2 separate regions of the Homo sapiens genome follow, and region 2 is linked to region 1. Evidence: chromatin contacts called from ENCODE Hi-C or POLR2A ChIA-PET data. All regions are on one chromosome and are shown on one strand. Each heading gives the region's core, a stretch centred on a gene start or an enhancer-like site at or near the end of the contact. The rest is flanking DNA. Distances are from core to core; before and after follow the strand shown.

Region 1 (2,700 bases), core at 47-2,546:
CAAAATGAATGAATAGACCAGGCATAGTGGCTCATGCCTGTAATCCTAACACTTTGAGACGCCGAAAGATCGCTTAGTCCAGGAGTCTGGGAACAGCCTAGCCAACATAACAAGACCCAGTCTGTACAAAATCAAATAATTAGCCAGGCATGGTGGCGTGCACCTCCAGTTCCAACTACTTGAGAGGCTGAGGTGGGAGGATCGCTTGAGCCCAGCAGTTGAAGGCTCAGTGAGCTGATTGTGCCACTGCACTCCAGCCTGGGGGACAGAGTGAGACCCTGTTTCAACAAATATATAAGAACTAAAAACTGAATGAATGAATGAACGAACATTCCAACGACCATGTGACTGTTTTGTAAAGAGGAGACTGATGAAGGAAATTATCGCCAAGGTGTTTTTATCCGTTTATGAAAGCCATACTTTGTATTTGGGTTGCTGCAGCTGCTCAAAACAATGGGAGAAACTGCAGTTATAAATTCCAGAAAAGCCTGTGAATGGAGTGAAAGTGGAGTGGGTGGTCAAAAACCAATGGCCGTGGAGGCTTAGCTCTCTTCACAAGGCACACAGCAGGTGCTCAATGAGTGCCTGTTGAATGAATGGCCACGCAGCCCAATGCGTGCCTATGCACCCCTCCTCCTCCAGGCAGCCCTCCGGAGGTCCAGCCTCCTCCCCACCCTCTTGGCCCGCCCCGCCCCGCCCGCCCTTACAGGATGTCTTCGCGGATGGAGGTGCCATGGTTGAGGTTGTGGAAGCGGACGGAGACGCAGTCCCTGAGAATGAAGGAGCACCTGTTCTCCCTTTTGTAGGCGCTGAAGCACTCCTTGAAGTCCTCATAGGTCTTGAAGCAGCTGCCCAGCTCCATGGCCGCCCCCACAACCCACACTAGGGGCTGGTCCCAGCCCGGGCCCAAGATCACACCAGGGGTCAAAGGTCACACTATGAGGGTTTATAGGCAGGCGTGGGCCCAGAATGCCTTAAGGGTCCGCCCCAACTGGGTGGCCTATTCTGGAACTCAGGGAGGAACCCTAGGCCTGACCGGGTTACAAGAGGAAGGGGGTGTATTTGCTATCTGACAGGGGAAATGACACTCAGTCCATATTATCCAGTCCCGAGGTTCCGCCTCCTCAGCGACATATCCAGTCACACACAGGATTCGCAGATTGGCATTCATTTTCTCCAATTGCTAGAGAAAGAGGGCCACAGCCACCAGCGGACTGACAGGAGTCCTGACCAATCATAACCTAGATTCCTCCTTCCCGGGGTCTGCAGGAGACTTCCGGTTACTAGGGCAATCTGCCGGAAGAGTCAGGTTCTGTGTATGTCTCCGCGTCTTCCGCGGAGCGGGTGTGCAGGGCCTGCAGCATTGAACTAGATGTCGTCCCCGCAGGCCCCAGAAGATGGGCAGGGCTGTGGCGACCGCGGCGATCCCCCTGGGGACCTCCGTAGCGTCTTGGTCACGACCGTGCTCAACCTCGAGCCGCTGGACGAGGATCTCTTCAGGTAGCCGGCAGCTCCTGCCCAGCATCCCCTCCTTTAGGGCAGAAACTTGATCTTGACTGCCGCCGCCCGGGGCCCCTGGCTCCGGGACTAGTATGGCTCTGCGTGGGATGCACCCTCTGCCACGATTAGGAGAGAACTCGCCCCCAACAGAGCTGTCCTCTCTGCTCTGGCTTCCTCCCTTCCTCTCCGCGCTGCGAGGTCTGCACAGCTGAGCAAATATAGTGGTGACCTGAGAGACCCTGCTCGGCAGCCTGCCCTAAGCCTTCACGGGGGAGCTAGCCCAGAGAGGGCAGTGATTTGCCCAAGGGCACACAGCTGATGGATCAGCCTTAAAACCGACGCCGCAGCTCCTTGTGTCTTCAGTATCCTTTTCTTCTCACAATATCCCGCCCCCAGTACCATTTGGTGGGTCTGGTTTCTCATTACTTATTCTGAGGCCTAAGCATGTTTTTTTCTTTCCCAGCATCGCTGAAGTTCTTGACTGCAGCAAGGGTTTCTTTCTTTCTTTGAGGCGGAGTCTTGCTCTGTTGCCCAGGCTGGAGTGCAGTGGTGCGATCTCGGCTCAGTGCAACCTCCGCCTCCCGGGTTCAAGCATTTCTCCTGCCTCAGCCTCCTGATTAGCTGGGACATACAGGCGCGCCACAGCCCAGCTAATTTTTTAACTTCTTTTAGTAGAGACGGGGTTTCACCGTGTTGGCCAGGCTGGTCTCGAACTCCTGACCTTGTAATCTGCCCACCTCTGCCAAAGTGCTAGGATTACAGGCATGAGCCACCGCGCCCAGCCCCCTGCAGCAAGGCTTCTAACAGCTTTGACCTCCAAGGCTTCTCCTGGCTTTACTGGAAGTTATCTTACTTTGAGCTCCCTTCCTTCCACTTAAGGAATTGTAAATAACTTCTTGGAGGGCTATTTGATTTTTGTTTTTGAAGACAAGATCTGGCCCTGTTGTCCAGGCTGGAGTGCAGTGGCACGAACATGGCTCACTGCAACCTCGACCTCCTGGGCCCAAGTGACCCTTCTGCCTCAGTCTCCCGTTTAGCTGGGACCATAAGCGCTTGCCACCACATCCAGCTAACTTTTTTATTTTTAGTAGACATGAGGCCCCACTTTGGAGCCCAGGCTGGTTTTGAACTCATGGGCTCAGGCGATCCTCCCACCTCGGCTTCCCAAAGTGCTGGGATTGATTACAGGCGAGAGCCACC
Region 2 (2,700 bases), core at 18-2,517, 86 kb after region 1:
AGGAGTTCAAGACCAGCCTGACCAACATGGTGAAACCCCGTCTCTACTAAAAATACAAAAATTAGCCAGGCTTGGTGGTGCACGCCTGTAATCCCAGCTACTCAGGAGGCTGAGGCAGGAGAATTGCTTGAACCTGGGAGGTGGAAGTTCCAAGTGAGCCGAGATCCTGCCATTGCACTCCAGCCCGGGCGACAAGAGCGAAACTCCATCTCAAAAAAAAAAAAAAAAAAAAAAATCATCAGTATGGTAGAACTTTCAATGAAAAACAACAGTCTGGGAATCCTCTCATATTGCAGAATGATGTTCTGTCAGGGTGGAGAGTGGGACTGGAGAGACAGGTGTGAGCCCCAGGCACAGCTCAGGCTGAGCAATGGGAGAGCTGCTCCTTGCAGACCTTTCCTCCTCGTCTGGAGGCTCACCCTTTCCAGAGGGAGCTGCTGACCTGCTTACAGGTAGCAACGTCGAGAGAGATAGAGAGATAGATAGATGTATAGAGAGATAGAGATGGAGATGAGAGAGAGATAGAGATGAGAGAGAGTGCTGAAGGGTTAAATTTGAAAGCTGGCGGTTAAAGGCTGAGCTGGGGCCAAATTCCCACCCCCAGGTCTTTCTGGGCAGCTTTCTCTACTGTTGGACCCTGAACTAAAGAAGCCATTAGAACCTTTCCTTCCTCAGGGTTTAAGTCCATTTCAGCCTTGGTCCTGGGGTGGAAATGACCCAGGAGCAGGTCTCAGTGGACCGTGATCCTACTCTCTCACCTTGCACCCCGAAATTAGCCTCTGACCAGGTTGAAAAGCCACCCTTCTCCCCCGCCCTGCTCCTCAGCTTCCTCATCGTGGGCAGGAATGTCTGGGGCTCCAGTGTAGGCTGAGAAAGACTTGTTCTTTGACCAGAACCACGCAGCTCCTCCCTTCTCCACCCTGCTTCTTGACCATCTGGTTGTAGAAATCTCAGACTCCATATGTGCCCTTGGCCCCAGCAATACCATGGGCCCCTGCAGCCTCCACTGCTCCCGTGGGGGCATGATGTTATTGGTAAGGCGTGTAAGTGGGGTGAGGAAGGCAGGAGGCCCAGAGCGTATCCTGGCAGTGGGTTGCTCTTGAGTTGGGAGAGGTGTCTTTCCTTTCATATACAAGTTAAGCCTTCTCCTCAAGGGATTGTGTGGAGAAGCCCAGCTTCCCACAGATTCAGCAATATAAACAAAGAAGAGGCCATGTGACTGGAAAGAATTCTTTGCTGGGTGCTTCATGCTCTGCCCACCAGAGGGCAGCAGAGGTCTGTCATAGACCATTTCCAGGCAAGAGACTCAAAAGGGCAAAAGGGCATTCTAAAAGATAAAGTGAAAGCTTGCTATCAGCTGTCTAAGCTCCTGGATCCCGACTGAACTGCACTTAATAAATTAAGACCTAACATTATGCCCTCTGTTTTCATATGATGTGGCATGCTGCTTCATTTCTGGTAACATTGATATGGGGGACATTACCCACTATGTCGTATTAGTGTTTCTTGTACAAAGCCACAGGGTCAAATTCCCTGTGGAGCTCAAGATCAAGAAAAAGTTTCTCCCTCTGAGTTAGTGTGAGAATGGGCAGGGAAATAACTTACTGGGCATCGTCTGTCTTTCCAGACTCTGTGGTAGGGGCTTTCTAGAGCTGATGTTTCCATCTTCGCATTGGCTACCAGGGTGCCAAGAGCTCAGGTTTCGGAGTAAGGCCTGGGTCTGAATCTATAATCTTGTGCTGCTTATCAGCTTTGTGTGTATAATAACATTACCACACTGCCTACCTCATAGAATTGGTGTGAAGAGTCCATTATAAAGAAAGCACTGGCCAGGTGCAGTGGCTCACACCTGTAATCCCAGCACTTTGGGAGGCCGAGGTGGGTCGACCACCTGAGGCCAGGAGTTTGAGACCACCCTGGCCAACATGGTGAAACCTCGTCTCTACTAAAAATACAAAAATTAGCTGGGCATGGTGGTGGACGCCTGTAGTCCCAGCTACTCGGGAGGCTGAAGCAGGAGACTTGCTTGAACCCAGGATTTGGAGGCTGCAGTGAGCTGAGATCGTGCCACTGCACTCCAGCCTAGGCCACAGAGGGAGACTCCGTCTAAAAAAAAAAAGATTATAAAGAAAGCACTTAGCAGAGCCTGGCACAAAGCACACACTCAATAAATGTTAGCTGTTGTTATTCAGTTTCTCTGACAAAATCGATCCTTCTTGCCACCCTCTTTTATTACTTGTCCTCCCCCACCTTTTTTTTTTTTTTTTTTGAGACAGAGTCTGGCTCTGTCACCAGGCTGGAGTGCAGTGGTGCAATCTTGGCTCACTGCAACCTCCACCTTCCAGGTTCAAGCGATTCTCCTGCCTCAGCCTCCTGAGTAGGTGAGACTACAGGCGCCCACCACCACACCCAGCTAACTTTTGTAGTTTTAGTAGAAATGGGGTTTCACCATGTTGGCCAGGATGGTCTTGATCTCTTGATCTCATGATCTGCATGCCTTGGCCTCCCAAAGTGTTGGGATTACAGGTGTGAGCCACTGCGCCTGGATCCCCTACCTTTTTTCACTCTTGGTTTAAAGACTTTCATTTTCATGTAACTTGTTTTGTAGTATTTTATTTTCTGTTGTTGTTTTTTGTGACAGGGTCTCACTCTGTCTCCCAAGCTGGAGTGCAGTGGTGCAATCATGCTCACTGCAGCCTC

What was found. Hi-C counts contacts between places; a loop is a spot of excess contacts on that map. ChIA-PET counts read pairs that join two places held with the same protein, here RNA polymerase II (POLR2A). Pooled maps may share reads with other maps.
Region 2: a loop to region 1 is called in a pooled map, with 4 times the contacts of the local background. The contact joins the enhancer-like site here to the promoter of ACOT8 in region 1. A Hi-C loop is called at or near these places in 1 of 168 maps with a recorded cell type or tissue (IMR-90) and 5 of 50 pooled maps. POLR2A ChIA-PET finds 5 or more read pairs at or near these places in 3 of 52 experiments (K562, MCF 10A and PC-3).

What each region holds. Positions count from the first base shown.
Region 1 is chr20:45,855,988-45,858,687 of GRCh38, reverse strand. It overlaps ACOT8 (acyl-CoA thioesterase 8), which reads left to right and starts at 1,296. Exons shown (of 6, transcript NM_005469.4): 1 at 1,296-1,500. The coding sequence starts at 1,373. It overlaps ZSWIM3 (zinc finger SWIM-type containing 3), which reads right to left and starts at 1,074. Exons shown (of 2, transcript NM_080752.4): 1 at 708-1,074. The coding sequence starts at 862.
Region 2 is chr20:45,769,903-45,772,602 of GRCh38, reverse strand. No RefSeq gene overlaps it. Among named protein-coding and RNA genes, the nearest start is that of WFDC3, 21 kb to the left of the region's middle. RefSeq lists enhancers at 350-942, 943-1,536. Within about 2 kb of position 1,267, at least 5 of the 41 ENCODE cell types and tissues checked have a DNase peak (open chromatin) inside an H3K27ac peak, as active enhancers do.